Regions from separate parts of the Homo sapiens genome. Here region 2 is linked to region 1. Evidence: chromatin contacts called from ENCODE Hi-C or POLR2A ChIA-PET data. All regions are on one chromosome and are shown on one strand. Each heading gives the region's core, a stretch centred on a gene start or an enhancer-like site at or near the end of the contact. The rest is flanking DNA. Distances are from core to core; before and after follow the strand shown. Region 1 has its middle 19 kb from the start of GNA12. Region 2 overlaps FOXK1 (forkhead box K1).

Region 1 (3,734 bases), core at 6-2,505:
CACGTCAGAAGACGTTTCATTCATTCATTCACGTTCCCAAGCATTTAGTGAGCGCATACCAGGTATCAGGAAGAGATGAACAAAATGGTTTTATGAAGTTTGCATCCTAATGAGGAAAGCAGATAACAAGCATGTAAATATCAGATAATTCCTTACTGTTAAGTGCTGTGAGAATTCACAAGGTTCAGAAATTGAGTCAAAAATCTTTCTCAGTACCCTCAATAAGCTTCATCTCAGGCCGGGCGCAGTGGCTCACGCCTGTAATCCCAACACTTCAGGAGGCCGAGGCGGGGTGATAACTTGAGGTCAGGAGTTTGAGACCAGCCTGGCCGACAGTGAAACCCCGTCTCTACCAAAAAATAGAAAAATTAGCCAAGCGTGGTGGCACATGCCTGTAGTCACAACTACTCGGGAGGCTGAGGTGGGAGAATCATTTGAACCTAGGAGGCAGAGGTTGTAGTGAGCTGAGATCTTGCCACTGCACTCCAGCCTGGGCAACAGAGAGAGACTCTATCAAAAAAAAAAAAAGTGTAAGCCTCATCTTAGCTGAATCCCTGGACACTTACCTTGCCACAGGTCCCAGGCCCCAACCTCAGGAACTTTATATGGACTCTTGCGAAAGTGAGGCAGTGGAGTGACTGGGCAACGGATGTGGAATCAGGAAGACCTTGGGTTCCAATCCTGACTCTGCCACCTCCTAATTTTGTGGCCTTGGGCACATTACCTACCTTGTCTCAGCCTGTTTCCTCAACAGAGAAAAATGGGAATTACAACAGGACCTTATTACAGGACCTACCTCCTAGTTACAAAACTTAATGCCATAACTTACGGTCAGAAAAGTGCTTGGAGCATCTCCAGACCCAGAGAACCACTTGCAGTAAATATTAGCTGCTATTGTTATTGATATTACTATTGTGCCGACACTCCAGACCTTCTCCTCCTCCTCCTCTTCCTCCTCTTCCCCTCCCAACCCCAGAAGCCAGGAGAAAGAGGAAGGACCGCAGCCAGTCCCCCCGACCTCTCCCCTCCTTCTCCAGGGCTCTCCGGCCAAGGCTAAGCCAGCCCTTCAGTGGGGGACAAGATGAGTGCGAAATTGCATGTGAGATGGCAGTTTCAGACTCAACCAGACTGGCCTTTCTATTGCCCAGAATTACCCAAGCTGAGGCTAAGGGACAGGAAGCAGAGATTGGAAAGGGCAGGGCTGACGGGAGTGAGTCACTGGTGGGGAGAAAATGAACCACTTCCTGTGTGTTCCCACAGAGGTCAGGGCCCTCAGCAAACAGCGACAGGCTACAGGCTCGTTCTCCGGGCCTGGAGGAGGCTCGGTGCCCAGCGTCTCCGGAGGACTGGCTCTTCCCTCCGCCTGGGGAGTTTGCGGGCCCCAGACACAATCCCCAGGGAGGGGCTCGGCTCTGGACAGCCTTGGCCTCTTTCCCCAGATTTCCCCAGCACTCACACTCTCGGGAGGCTCAGGGTCTGTACTGAGAAGGGCCCTTGCTCGGCGTGGTGCTCTGCTGTGGCTGTTTTGAAATTCGTAATACTTTTTGGACAAGAGGCCCCACATTTTCATTTTGCACAAATTGTGCAGCCGGTCCTGAATCATTGCTGGCTTTCCAAGGTCACAGCCAGCAAATGGAACTAACTCCAGGGCTCCTGGTCATCTGTGCCCCCACAGATACCTTCTGGGGGTCTCTGAGGTCAGGCGCCCTCACCCTCCTCCTTCCCTGGAACACGGGCGACCACTGCCCACTTTGCCGCTGCGGCACCCTGAGCGCCGTGGCCCGTGCAGACCACCAGAGGAAGGATCCCGGGAGCCAGGACAGGGCAAGGAGGTTACTTGTTGGGGCAGAAACATGGCTACTGGTCCCCTAGGGCAGAGAAGACTGCAGGAAGTGGGGAAACCTGCCAGACAGCCACCCTGGGAGAGGAGGAAGACCTGTCATCCAGTAGCAAAAAATGCAAGTTCCGTGGTGGTCTAGCGGTTACAGGGAGGGAAAAAAATGCAAACACTTAGCGAGCACTGCCAAGGCGACCGGCATGTTCTGAGTTCATTCTCTGCATTTACCCCTTTATCTCCACCGGGTCACTTCCGTTTTACAGAATAGAAAACCAAGGGCCGGGTGCGGTGGCGCACACTTATAATCCCAGCACTTTGGGAGGCCGAGGAGGGCGCATTGTGAGGTAAGGAGTTCGAGACCAGCCTGGCCAACATAGTGAAACCCCGTCTCTACTAAAAATACAAAAATTAGCCAGGCGTGATGGCACACAACTGTAATCCCAGCTACTCAGGAGGCTGAGGCAGGGGAATTGCTCAAACCCGGGAGGTGGAGGTTGTGGTGAGCCAAGATCCTGCCACTGCACTCCAGCCTGGGCAACAGAGAGAGACTCCGTCTCGGGAAAAAAAAAAAAAGAAAACAAGGCACAGGGAGGTAAGGAAGTTGTTCAAGAGCCTACAGAGCTAGTGCCTGGCAGAGCTGGGGTCTACGCCAGGATGCACTTTGCACCCTGCCTGTTCTCCATACGTTAACTCGAATCTGTCCAATAACCGTACAGCACTTATTAGTACTGACCGATCATCTGTGATGTCTTAAGGGTAATGGGTAGAATTGTACTTCCTGGGACCTTAGCTGGGAGAGGCATAACTAGTACTGTATTAGTTGGGGGTTCTCCAGAGAAACAAAACCAGTAGGAGATTTTTTTATATGTAATTAATAAATTATGTATACACACACACACACACACACACACACACACTCTCAGCCCCTCATAGCTGCTTGTTCTGCATCTATGGATTCAATCACCCAGGGATGGAAAATATTTCTTAAAATAACAATACAACAATAAAAAATAAACACCTTAAAAATACAATCTAACAACTATATTTATTGATTTATTTATTTTCGAGACCAAGCGTTGCTCTGTTGCCCAGACTGGAGTACATTGGTGCGATCTCAGCTCATTGCAGCCTCCGCCTCCCAGGTTCAAGTGATCCTCCCACCTCAGCCTCCCAAGTAGCTGGGATTACAGGTGAGCACCACCGTGGCTGGCTCAATTTTTCTTTTTCTTTCTTTTTTTTTTTTTTTAAGACAGGGTATCACTCTGTGATGGCACATGCCTCCACGCTTGGCTAATTATTTTGTATTTTTATTAGAGACAGAGTTTCGCCATGTTGGCCAGGCTGGTCTCAAACTCCTGACCTCAAGTGCTCTGCCTGCCTCGACCTCCCACAGTGCTGGAATTACAGGGGTAAGCCACCACACCCGGCCATTATCTTTTTTTTTTTTTTGTAAATTTTTCTTTAGTGGAGATGGGGTCTCACTATGTTGCCCAGGCTGGTCTGGAACAGCATTTACATTGAATTAGGTATTACAAGTAATCTAGAGATTATCTAAAGTGTACAGAAGGATGTGCGTAGGTTATATGCAAATACTACACCATTTTATATTAGGGACTTGAGCATCCAGGGATTTTGGTACCCATGGGGGATTCTGGAACCAAGTCCCCATAAATACTATGAGACAACTGTAATATATTTATAGTTATTCTATAACATAATATAATACCAAATATATTAATGATATTATATACATACACTGGTAACGGGATTTTTTTTTTTTTGAGACAGAGTTTCATTCTTTGTTGTCCAGGCTAGAGTGCAGTGGCGTGATCTCGGCTCACTGCAACCTCTGCCTCCTGGGTTCAAGCGATTCTGCTGTCTTAGCCTCCGAGTAGCT
Region 2 (3,896 bases), core at 520-3,019, 1.8 Mb before region 1:
GTGAAAAGAGGGGCCAGGCTGGTGGCTCACGCCCGTAATCCCAACACTCTGGGAGGCGGAGGTGGGCGGATAGCTTGAGCTCAGGAGTTGGAGACCAGCTTGGGCAATGTGGCGAAACCCGGTCTCTACTAAACAAAAATTAGCCGGGCATGGGGGCACACGCCTGTAATCCCAGCTACTCGGGAGGCTGAGGCAAGAGAATCACTTGAACCCCAGAAGTGGAGGCTGCAGTGAGCTGAGATCGCGCCATTGCACTCCAGCCTGGGTGACACAGCGAGACTGTCTCAACAAACAAACAGACACACACAGTGAAAATAGGGTCAACATGAAAAGATGATCTCTGTTCTCTCCTTGTTCTGTCTTGTAAAGGTGACAAGATTTGGGAGTTACGGGCCAGTTTTCAGGGCTCAAAAATAGACAACTTTAAAAACCATCTTAAAGATGGGTAAGAAATCAAGAGGCTGGGCACAGTGGCTGACATCTGTAATCCCAGCACTCTGGGAAGCTGAGGTGGGTGGATCACCCGAGGTCAGGAGTTCAAGACCAGCCTGACCAACACAGTGAAACCTCGTCTCTACTAAATACAAAAAATTAGCCGGACGTGGTGGCGCATGCTTGTAATCCCAGCTACTTGGGAGGCTGAGGCAGGAGAAATCACGTGAACTCGGGAGGTGGAGGTTGCAGTGAGCCAAGACTACGCCACTGCACTCCAGCCTGGGCAACAAGAGCAAAACTCTGTCTCCAAAAAAAGAAAAGAAAAAAAGAAAAAAAGAAAAAACTCAAAAGAAAACACGGGGCTGGGTGCGGTGGCTCACGCCTGTAATCCCAACACTTTGAGCGGCCAAGGCGGGCAGATCACGAGGTCAGGAGTCGGAGACCAGCCTGACCAACACAGTGAAACCCTGTCTCTACTAACATTACAAAAATTAGCTGGGCGTGGTGGCACGTGCTTGTAATCCCAGCAACTCGGGAGGCTAAGGCAGGAGAATCACTTGCACCCAGGAGGGGGAGGTTGTGGTGAGCCGAGATCGCGCCACTGCACTCCAGCCTGGCGACAGAGCAAGACTCCGCCTCAAAAAAAAAACAAAAAAAAAAACACGGTGGTTATGCAAATTCTCTTGTTTAGGGAGCTGACCTCGCAGGGCTTTCCCGGCCCAGAAGCTGCAGTGGCTGCACCGTGGTCTAATTCTTTCTCTGCCTTCGTTTTTTCCGCGACACCAAGCCCAGTGAGCGGGAATCCCAGTGAGCGGGAATCTCAGTGAGCGGGAATCCCAGCCCGCCCCAACCCCAGAGCCTAGCTTGGGGCCTGGCACAGAGCACTGTTACGATCAGTACAGAAAAGAAATAATAATTTTCAACGACTTTAAAATTACACAATGGGCTGTGACCACAGCTATGAACTTTGTTGACTATTTCAAAATGTAAGTAACTAGCAAATTAATAGGGCAGGAAAAGAATTCTTTTTTCAAGCCACAAATGTACTTGGATTAAATGACCTGAACCAAAGTTATCTATGAGCTCCAGATGTGGAGTTATCGGCCTAAGGGGGCCAGGAAGAAGGCATGCCCCCTTTGCTGGCACTGGTCATTATCGCCCCTCTTTAATGTATTTTAAAAATGAAATCTCGTTTGGAGTTCTGCAGAAGTCACAGAGCTCTGAGCACGATTTAAAAATAAATGTCACCTCTTGTCAACTGGAAATAAACAGAACAGAGAGCAATGATTCATCCCCTACCACTCCATCCTCATCACGCCGCTGTGTGTCAATAAACCCTGCCCTGGCTGTTTGAGCAGTATTTAATCATAAACGGATTTGAACACACTCTGCAGCATAAACAGAACCAAGTATCTCCTATCTGAGAGGGCAACAGATGAGCGAGGTAAGAGGATCGGAAACCCTTGAGGTGTAAAATGAGAAGCCTGATCGCTGGTACACTTAAAGACAAACATGACCAGTCTTTTCGAGACTGCAATAATACACCCAGAATTCAGAGAGCGGTGGTTTGATTCTAACAACTCTCCGTGTTCCTTCTCAAATAAGCGCGCGGGGCAGGACAAATGGGTTCAGCTGCCTCTGAGAAGTGTTTATGCCTTGATGGTAAATAATCAGACTGAAACTAACACGTCTCCTTTCCCTTCTCAATTATGATGACGTAAGGCGAAAGGCGTCTGAATGCGGAGCCTTCACTCCAAGGAACGGTCAATCCTCAGTTGGGGTTCTTCAAGACCACCGGCAATCAATACCAATTTACAGCCCTTTTTACATTCCCTTTAAAGCAGCCGCATTTATGGAGACAGGAACCAAGTGCCGGAGTAAATCGTTTCCAAGTCCATTACTGCACCGAGGCGGGAGATGCTCTTGGTGAAGTCTGACACGTCGAACGTCTCACCCCAGGGAGGCGACCATCGGGGAAGGGAAACGATGCTTGGATTTCATCTCAACCCTACTCCCCATCTTATGGTATAAAGGCAAATAAGCTGTCACAATTAGATGATGGATAAAAAGTGAGAGACTGATAAAAAAAAAAAAGCACAGATGATCCACCTCTGAATATCAAAGAATCTGAACTTCCAGCTTCGGACTTGGTGGGCTCTGTGACCTGCCGCGTCCTCCCTCCTGCTCGGCGGCACCTGCCCTCTGCCCCTCCCCCGGAGTCCCTGCCCCATCTCAACCTTGAGTCATAGTCCATCAAGTTCTGCCTCAGCTCCAGGCCCAGCTCACAGGTCCCCCGCCTTGACACCGGCCGGCCGCAATCTTTTCTCTCTGACCTTGCGTTGCTTCTCTACGGTCCGTGGCATCTGCCCTGGAGGCACTACGTTGCCGACTTGTGGCTGAGCCCAGCCTGGTGGGTGACACAGAGCTGGCCTCCTGACAAGACACGGCAGCACCACTGCCCACCCCTTATGGGTGATGCAGATACGAGAGGGTATGACGCCCTTAGTAATTATTCTCACTACCGCCCATCCACACAATGCCGAGGAGTGGCACTCTTGAGACCCACTCTGATCTCCCCATCCAACTGCTCTAGGAGCTTCTGCCAGTTCTCCAGTGGCCATGGGATGGGGCACACCTCTTCACACTCTTCACTTGCCAAGACGTCTGAGGGCCACTGAGAAAGTCACATCTTCCTTAACTCCAGATCTCTCCCTCCTCAACATCCAGGAATCACTCCAGGGAGAGCTGGCGGCTGGCTGGGACCCACCCCCGGACTGCCACACCCTCTCACAGGAAGCCCTTCCACTCTGGGCGTGTTTATTACTGCGCCCAGCCTCCCTGACTGATACATCCCATGGACGCTTCCCAGGACACTCAGCCTTCCCACCCTGTGAAAACACCCCCAGGTGTCGGGACCCAGGAGGGCACACCAGCACAACGCTTCCTGAACAGAGCTGGGCACATGCTGCCCGGGGCAAGGCATCAGGAACGGACATCATGCTTGAGTAGAAGAAGTCAGAGAGACTAAGTAGGATCCAGGCCCAGCTTGGCCCTGCACAGCTGATGGACAGCCGTCTCCATCCATCTCCATCTTCTCTAAGCGTTCTCTAAAGCCAGGCTGCTCTGCAACTCCGTGAAGCTCAGGCACCGTGATGGGGCTTCCCAGAACCCAGTGGCTAGGACGGTGTCGACAGGTAATGCGGACAGACACATCTCTACCCAGAAGGAACTACACAGACGAGGAGAAGGAACAAGAGTCACAACAAGCTGAAAACAAATGGGAAAAATCCACGACGTGGAATGGCTGTAATTCTCAGTGGTGGGAACTGGTGGCTCCAGCTGAGCTCAGCTTCTATGAACAGTATCGTGGCCCGTGCAGACCAGCCCAGAACCTGCACCGCTGGGGCTGCAGAGCCACCACCGCACCCTCGCCCTGAATGTGACCCTCCCTTCCAAAGCAA

Evidence for each region. A loop is a pair of places that touch in the nucleus more often than their neighbours do. ChIA-PET counts read pairs that join two places held with the same protein, here RNA polymerase II (POLR2A). Pooled maps may share reads with other maps.
Region 2: a loop to region 1 is called in a pooled map, with 3 times the contacts of the local background. The contact joins two enhancer-like sites. A Hi-C loop is called at or near these places in 1 of 50 pooled maps. POLR2A ChIA-PET finds 5 or more read pairs at or near these places in 2 of 52 experiments (PC-9 and activated CD4-positive, alpha-beta T cell).

What each region holds. Positions count from the first base shown.
Region 1 is chr7:2,861,317-2,865,050 of GRCh38, reverse strand. No RefSeq gene overlaps it. Among named protein-coding and RNA genes, the nearest start is that of GNA12, 19 kb to the right of the region's middle. RefSeq lists a silencer at 356-435 and enhancers at 1,213-1,342, 1,991-2,637. Within about 2 kb of position 1,255, at least 39 of the 41 ENCODE cell types and tissues checked have a DNase peak (open chromatin) inside an H3K27ac peak, as active enhancers do; they include PC-9, where a contact is called at or near this core.
Region 2 is chr7:4,710,689-4,714,584 of GRCh38, reverse strand. All of the region lies in intron 1 of FOXK1 (forkhead box K1), which reads right to left. Among named protein-coding and RNA genes, the nearest start is that of FOXK1, 30 kb to the right of the region's middle. RefSeq lists an enhancer at 2,785-3,317. Within about 2 kb of position 1,769, at least 11 of the 41 ENCODE cell types and tissues checked have a DNase peak (open chromatin) inside an H3K27ac peak, as active enhancers do; they include PC-9, where a contact is called at or near this core.